2 separate regions of the Homo sapiens genome follow, and region 1 is linked to region 2. A link is a contact called in ENCODE Hi-C or POLR2A ChIA-PET data. All regions are on one chromosome and are shown on one strand. Each heading gives the region's core, a stretch centred on a gene start or an enhancer-like site at or near the end of the contact. The rest is flanking DNA. Distances are from core to core; before and after follow the strand shown. Region 1 holds the start of CH25H (cholesterol 25-hydroxylase). Region 2 has its middle 43 kb from the start of CH25H.

Region 1 (3,621 bases), core at 69-2,568, 44 kb after region 2:
ATACAGTTCTATAAAAAAATATAAGAAGGTACTATAATTCTTGGTCACTGTCCAGCAGAAACATGTTTGATTGCTTTTAGAGTCAGAAGTCAACACCATCCACAAAAATACATTCTTTTAGCCAGGTTTTAGAACACTTTGAAACATAGAAAATTCCTTATTCTACAAACAAGTCCTTTTAGAGATATTCTAAATATGCCAGTGATGAATGTCTAATTCATATGCAGGATTCAAGGCTATTGAGGTGAGCTAGACTAAGAATACCAAGAACACAAAATTGTATTGATACACAAACAGTATGTAAATTACTTTGTCAGATTACAAAAATGCATCAGATTTTATCTATGGTTTTCATAGATAAACATAAAGCAATAAGTTAGTTGCTTTAAAAAAATATATAGCTCAGGTGTTTCTCTTCATTCAAGTGTGAAAGGCACAGCAGTCCCGAGTCTTAGGGGCACCCACCGCAGCCACATCACCGCGCTGGGACAGATGCAGTCCGCAGCGTTCCCAGTATTTTGTCCCAGTGTGTAAAGTACGGAGCGAAGTTGCAGTTAAAGTGAGAGTGATGCAGGTCGTGGTGCACCACACCCCCGTACCACCCGAAGGGCACCAGTCTGTGAGTGGACCAAGGGAAGTTGTAGCCGGAGTGGTCCTCCACGGAAAGCCAGATGTTGACCACGTGGAAGGTCAGGGTGGTGAGCGGGTGGCACCCGAGCAGTGTGACGTTCATCATGTCGAAGAAGCCCAAAGAAAACAGTTCCCAGACGCTCATATACTGCGTTGCCAGCGCGAACGAGGACGAGTTCTGGTGGTGCACCTTGTGGAAGGTGCGGTACAGCCAGGGCACCTTGTGGTGCAGCAGGTGCCACACGAAGAACTCCATGTCGAAGAGTAGCAGGCAGAACAGGATGTGGTGCAGCAGCAGGAGCAGCTCGGGAGCTTCGTGGGGCAGGAGGGCCGGGCTGCGGGCCCAATGCAGCAGCGTCACGGGGAACACAAACATCACATGCTGGTAGAGGGTCTGCCCCAGGCAAGGTAGCAGCTGCTGCGCGGATGGCGAGAAGTCAGGGTGGATCTTGTAGCGCCGCAGGGCGGGCACCCAGGAGCACAGGATATCCAGGACCACGAAGGGCAGGCAAAAGCCCACGTATGTGGTGATGGAGAAGATGACCGGGAAGAAGGGCGACTGTAGGAGGGCCTCCCAGCTCCTCAGGTGGTCCCAGAGGGGCTGCAGGAACAGCTGCCCGGAGCTGCAAAGGACCTGGGGGTCGGAGCAGTTGTGGCAGCTCATTGCGAGGCTGTGCAAGGCAGCTGAGGCTGCTGCTCGAGTCCCATCGACTTTTCACAGGACTCACGGCCCCGCCCCGAGTGATGTCAGCTGCCTTTCCATCCCTTTCCCGGCGATGCGAAGCTTGAATAAGCTAGCAACCCGGCAGAGTGGCCCTTCATTGCTGTAAATGTGCTCATCTATAGCCGCATCTTACCGGCTTTTAGATATGCGTGTATGCAGTGGCACTTCGTACTTTTCATGTAAGTTCTGATTTTTCAGTTGACGTACAATTAACACGGGACACAATGTACAGATCTACCGTGTGGAGTTTCTATGAGTTTGGCAACTCAGTTCACGTGTGTCATCACGGGTCTCAAACTAGACCGTTTACATTGCCACCAGAAAGCGCTCCTTTGCAATCAATGCAGAATTGTTTGTGTTTTTTAATGCATACGTATAACTGCATCCATGTGCTTTCATAAAGACGCAAGCATAATCGCATTTTAAAAACTGTTTAAAGCTACATGCGGTCTGTAGCTCGGGTGTTTTCTGAGAACCCGGTTGCGGTCTATCCAGCGGCGATCGAGAAACGAGCCCTTTGCACAGGGAACCGCTGGTCCCCGAACGCCGGCGGTGACCGTCAGCTCAGGAAATCAGACGGGAAGGGTGGCCGGATGGGAACCTCCGCCAGCTCCAGCTTGTCCCCAGAGTTTTCCTGGCCGGCGGGCAGCAAGCTAGAGAGACCACGCACGCAGGCTCTCCGGGAGAGGCCGCAGCCCGGCCGCGTAGCTACCCTCGGCGGCGCGTCCCGGGGCGCCGGGCCCGCGATCGGAGCCGGAGGCACCGCACAGCGGAAAGAGGGCTCCGCGGCGGCCAGGCTCAGCTTTGCCGGGAAAATGCTGGATTTAACTCCCAGTCTGCGCCAATCTGGCTAAAAAGCCCGTTGTATCTCAATTTGGGGCGGGAACACTTAATTCAGCAAACCACCTGCGTTGTTCGTCAAGGGAAAGAGATGTGAGTTCCTGAAGCCTCCCGGGAGGCTATTGAAGGACCAGGTGATGTCGTCACTACCCTACCCTTCCCCTTGTTGGCTTTGCGGGGCCAACTTGCAGTCGCCCTCTGCCACCGGTCCTTGAATCCACTCCGGGCCCACGGAGCCCGGCTAGGGGGCTAGTCTCTATCCCCTGCGTTTCTCCGCCACCCATCTGGGGTCCTCGGGCCAGGGGCCACCGAGCACAAGGAGGTCGGTACTAGGAGAGCTCTTGAGAGACCCTGGGAACAGCACAAAAATCCTCGCGTTCAACCCGGGGTCTGACACATGACACGATACAAGGGCCCCTTAGGGGATAGACGTTTTAGACACCAGCTTTGAAGCCAGGGAGCACTCCTAATTCTTGCTTAGTGTCTTGTATCTATGTGGTTGTGTCCAGCCCTTTACTCCTTGAAGCTTGCATTTTCTTATCCCCCCGATTCCCCACAAAGGGAAATTGGAGTATTAAATGGAAAAATAATAAGTCTACCGTGTAAAGCCCACCTACTAGGTGCCACGCATTGGCTAAATGTTTTATCTGAATTGATTTTATCCAATCCTCAAAAAAGCTGGCTTCCTCACCCTGCCAAGAAGTAGGATTATTATTATTGCTGTGGGTTTACAGCAGTAAAATCATAGGTCCTAGCACACAGCAAACACACCAAGTAATATGCATGGTATTTTAAATTTGTACTCCACACGTTACCTAAAGAATAACTGAGAAATTTGAAATTAAAATCAAGTAAGATTATGTAAAGAGAAATAAAAGATATAACGCCATCTATTATGAGGAAAGAACAAGTACTACAAAAATATGGACCAATATATGGGCCTAAAACTAAGATCATATATGGTATATATGCATACATATGATATATATAATATGCCAATTCATAATATGTAATATATAAGATATAGATACATATAATAGGCCAATTTGTAATTCAGAATCTCCTAACTGGTGTGTGTCCACTAACTGCCACTGATGGAATACTGACATTCCTTAGATGCTCATTCCCAGGAGCCCTCAGCAGTAGCCTCTAGCCCTACAGCAGCCTTTTTATTTAACCCAGGGTACTATGAAAACATTATTATATTCTGCTGACATATTTGCTGTTGATGAGATAAAGGTTCAGAAGCAGTGTTGAGTTTCTTGACAGCCAATACAAAAAGGGAACAAGGGTGAATTTTTCTAATGCTGCTGCTTTGATTTCTAGATGATAGCAGAAAATAGGTATAATGTAGGCCCCTAGTTGCTTCCAGTTAAACAACCTGTCCTTCCAAGGCTCTCCACCTCTACCGCCCATGCGCCCCCACC
Region 2 (4,026 bases), core at 469-2,968:
TTTTTCTCAGTTATCATTTCACCTTTATTGAAGTGAATAAAGTTTATTTAAGTAAACTTAAGTTTACTTAAGTTAACTTTGTTGAAGTAAATAAAGTTAACGTTTTAATTAGTCTTATCAGTCATTACTTTCTTTTATGATTTTTGGGCTTTATACCATACTTAAAAGGGCTTCTTCACTCACTATATTTGTATAAAAATATTTCTCTTCTATTTTAATATTTTCATGTGATTTTGTATTTTATATTGAGATATTTTATCCATCTGGAATTTATTCATAATGTGGGAATTTAATATTTCCTGAAGTTGGTTCATAAGTAATTTTATTTTTAGATAAATGCTTATGGTGTACTGGTTAAGGCACCAGGTTTTTCAGTTATAACAATCTTTACTTGAATCTCAGCTTTGCCTCTTTTATACAATGTGACTTTTGGCAAGTTGTTCTCTAACTAATTCTTTCAGCTATAAAATATGGATATTAAACTACATCTGGAAGAATTATGAAGCATAAATAGGAACATACAGGAAAGTGCTTAGCATGGAGTTGGGGTATGAAAAGAACTTAATAAATATCAGTTATTCTCATCATTTTTATTTGATTCTGTGATAAAGGTCAAGGCAATTGTTTTCTGTAATGTTAGCAACATCTTACTGCTTAATTCTTTTATGTCTGTTGGTTGGTTGATTTGTTGCTGAGTTAACTAGTTGCTTTGTTTGGTTTGGATGTAAGCAAAACAAAGGATCATCCACCAGACCCCTCTTTGAACTTTTCTGGTATATATCATAAAACCCATTATGTAATGGCTCCAATTTGCTGCAAAGAAATGAACTGCCAAAGTATGATGTTACTTGCTCATGATATATTTAGAGATTATAACTTCTAATTTATTTTGAATTTAGCAGTGAACCTAAGGTTAAGAGGTGGCAGCAACTAATTTCCTCTGCTTATTTTCTTAATTTTTATTGTAACGATTGCATTCTTAGTATAATTATCTGTAAAAAATTGTTGTCTCCTCCATGAGATTACCTATAATCACGTTAAGTGCAAGACTCCATACCTAACACAGTGCCTGGCTCATAGTAGATGCTCAATAAACATTCCATGAATAATAAATGGAATATCTATTGCACATCTAATGTATGCCCTGAAATTATTTAATTTTTAAAACAATCATGCAAGGTAAATGTTATTATTCTCATTTCACAGATGAAGCAGTTGAACTCAGAGTTAATGAAGCTGCCAAAGAGACTGAAATTACATGACCTAAACTCAGGCTGTAGTAACCTTGGTGCTGGTGGCTGAGGCAGGACTGGCCCTGGATAGAATGTAGTAAGTGTGGGTCTCAGCTTGGCACTTCTCAGAGGCAGCTTTCTATTCTCCTCCCTGGTAAGGCCAATCTTAGTGGTTACCTTTATGTAAAGTAGAACTATGTCCTGTGCCAAGCAAGATAAGCAGCTCTATGCATGTCCCTAAGAAGCTAAAATAGATGCTCATCATCCCAGTCTGCAAATTAAGCCAAAATTTCAGTGTCACTAGCAGTCAACTCTCCAAAGACAAATAGGTTGTAATCTAGTTTCAGAAAGGAAAAAGTGACTAGTTGTCTGAAAGAACTGACATCACCTGCAAGCTAAGTACCTTTTCCTGTATCTGTGGGCTTTCTGCTCACCCTGGCTGTCTTGCTGTGCTCACTTGTACCAGATGGACGGCGAAACAAGACTTGCCAGGAAACTGAAACTTGCAACCAAACGAGAGAGACCAATTGCCAGACAGCGTGTCTCAACACTGCTCCGTCAGCACACAACTTATGTAATCGCCTGTTTATGCAACAGAGTACATGAATTTTAATTGATAGCACTGTTAGGTTTGATTCAGTGTCATCTAGTAGAGAGTTCTTCACTGGAAATTCTACTTGTGGTTCTACCACTAAATTTGTGGTATTAGGGGGTGGGAGGAAAAGTCAGAACCAGCTCTGTTTGCAATAATGCAACTCAATGCTGTATTCAAGGAGAAGTGGAGTGAACAGAGGGATGCTTCTTCAAAGTTGAACACATTGGAAAAAATGAAGAATTTGTAGCAGGGTTAGAGGAAATACAATAAGATATCAAGAACCTTATAACGTCTAAGTAACCAAAGCTGAGACAAGAGTGTTAGAAAAAGGAAGCTGTGTCTTTAGAACTAACAGTAAGTATAAAGCTCTCCACAGAGGAAGCATCTGCGCGCTTAGGTCTCACTTTAAATATCAGATCCTCTAGGAAGCCTTCACTACTTCCCCTACACCCCAAAACTGACTTAAAGAGTCATTGTGTGTGTTCAAGTAGCACCTTCTCTTCCACCTGTTATAGCCTGCATTGCACAACATCCTAACCAATGGCTTACTTGTCTCTCTTTCCACAAGTGTCAAAAATTTACCAGGACAGTGCTGGGACCTCATTCACTGTCATGACCCTTGCACCAAGCTCAAATCCTGGTATGTAATGAGCACCTCGGAAGAATTTGTTGAATTAATGAATAAACAGTGTCCCATGTTACACAAAATAGTGATGATCCCACTGAAGACCATCAAAGCCAAAGATGAAGGGAACATAAAAGAAGATATAGAACAACAAGAAGGAAGAGGAGGAAGAGTTGAAGGGAAAAGAGTTGGAGCAAGGAGAGGAAGGTGAAAAGAAATGAAGAAAGAGGATGGTAAGGAAGAAGAGGAAGGGAAGAGGAGTTGAATGGAGAAGAGGAGGAAAGAGGAGAAGGAGGAGGAATGATGAGGAGGCTGAGAATAAGAGATGAATGAGGAGGAGGAGGAGGAGTAAAAACAGCTTCAAAGAAAAGAAGTAGGAATAAACTCTGCCTCACAGAATATCATGACAGACATAAGGCTTATCCTCCAAATGGAAAAAAATGCGAAGCAATAGAAGTACTTGGAGGATCCCAAGCACTTCCAGGTAATGGTATGCAAAGTCCTGCAGTGGGAATGGTAGCAGCTGTGTGGAGTCCTGATATGGCCACTAGGGATGTCTTACTGGAGTGAGTGTACGTACGCTACCTGAACCTTATCTCGCTGCTCTCTCCTGCTGAGTCAGGGAGCAGATAACCCTCTCAGAAGGGTCTGAGGGACAATGAAGTTTGAAGGAAAGAAGCTGAGTGAGCTAAAGAGACATAAAGGACCAACATGGCACCTGGTGACCTAGGTTTGAATCCTAGCTCCTTCAATTATCATGAAATGGCCTTTGGAAAATTATTGCATTTTCTGTAGCCTCAGTTTACCTACCTATAAATCTATCACAATAATAGCATTCTCTTCGCATTGTAATGAAGATTAAATTAAATGAGATAGCATATAATTACCATAAAGCATCTAGCCCAAAAGCTCCTGATATGTAGCAGTTGCTCAACAAATACTTGTTTCCTTTCTTCCTCCTGGTTGAAAAGAGGTTTTGTTGTCCTTATTTCTGCGCACAGGCATTTGGAATTCAAAAGGAAAAATCTGATGGGAATAGCAACTCTAAAGGTGGTAGTGGATTTTGGGAGATCTATTGCAGGGATCTGTCCTCCGTGTTATCCTGTTTACGTTTTCCCTCCAATAACTTAAATGCAGTTAGAAAGAGACTGAATATCAAAATGTATGAGACAAAAAGCTAAGTTTAGGACTATGAACGATGGCAGCATTAGGTTCCAAAAAGATTTTAGTCAGCCGGAGGAACAGGCTTGACTAAAGTTCACAGAATGCAAAATGAAAGTGTAAGTTCCCACACCTGGGTTCAACAACTCAAGTGTGTAAATGTAAACATCATACCTAGATTGATTGATACTGAACATTATGTTTTTGATATGGTTTACACTAATTTGTATGTAGCATGAAATCTCAGCCAAGTGTAACTATATGAAATTTAGCACCTTCGCTTGAGTTTAAATTTCTGAAGAAAGTAAAATGAATTTCATGCCTGCATGACTCAAATAGATGGAGAGGTCTTTTTCATTTTCCCGAAATATCTTCAGGCTGTTCTAACACAACATGGTCAAGATGACTCACAG

Evidence for each region. Hi-C counts contacts between places; a loop is a spot of excess contacts on that map. ChIA-PET counts read pairs that join two places held with the same protein, here RNA polymerase II (POLR2A). Pooled maps may share reads with other maps.
Region 1: a map of naive thymus-derived CD4-positive, alpha-beta T cell shows a loop between it and region 2 (4-fold over the local background). The contact joins the promoter of CH25H here to the enhancer-like site in region 2. A Hi-C loop is called at or near these places in 3 of 168 maps with a recorded cell type or tissue (GM12878, IMR-90 and naive thymus-derived CD4-positive, alpha-beta T cell), 21 of 37 single-sample maps with no recorded cell type and 14 of 50 pooled maps. POLR2A ChIA-PET finds 5 or more read pairs at or near these places in 7 of 52 experiments (AG04449, CD4-positive, alpha-beta memory T cell, GM10248 and 4 more).

The regions. Positions count from the first base shown.
Region 1 is chr10:89,205,999-89,209,619 of GRCh38, forward strand. It overlaps CH25H (cholesterol 25-hydroxylase), which reads right to left and starts at 1,319. Exons shown (of 1, transcript NM_003956.4): 1 at 1-1,319. The coding sequence starts at 1,294. The coding sequence ends at 476. RefSeq lists an enhancer at 1,091-1,160.
Region 2 is chr10:89,162,098-89,166,123 of GRCh38, forward strand. No RefSeq gene overlaps it. Among named protein-coding and RNA genes, the nearest start is that of CH25H, 43 kb to the right of the region's middle. RefSeq lists an enhancer at 1,482-1,531. Within about 2 kb of position 1,719, at least 9 of the 41 ENCODE cell types and tissues checked have a DNase peak (open chromatin) inside an H3K27ac peak, as active enhancers do.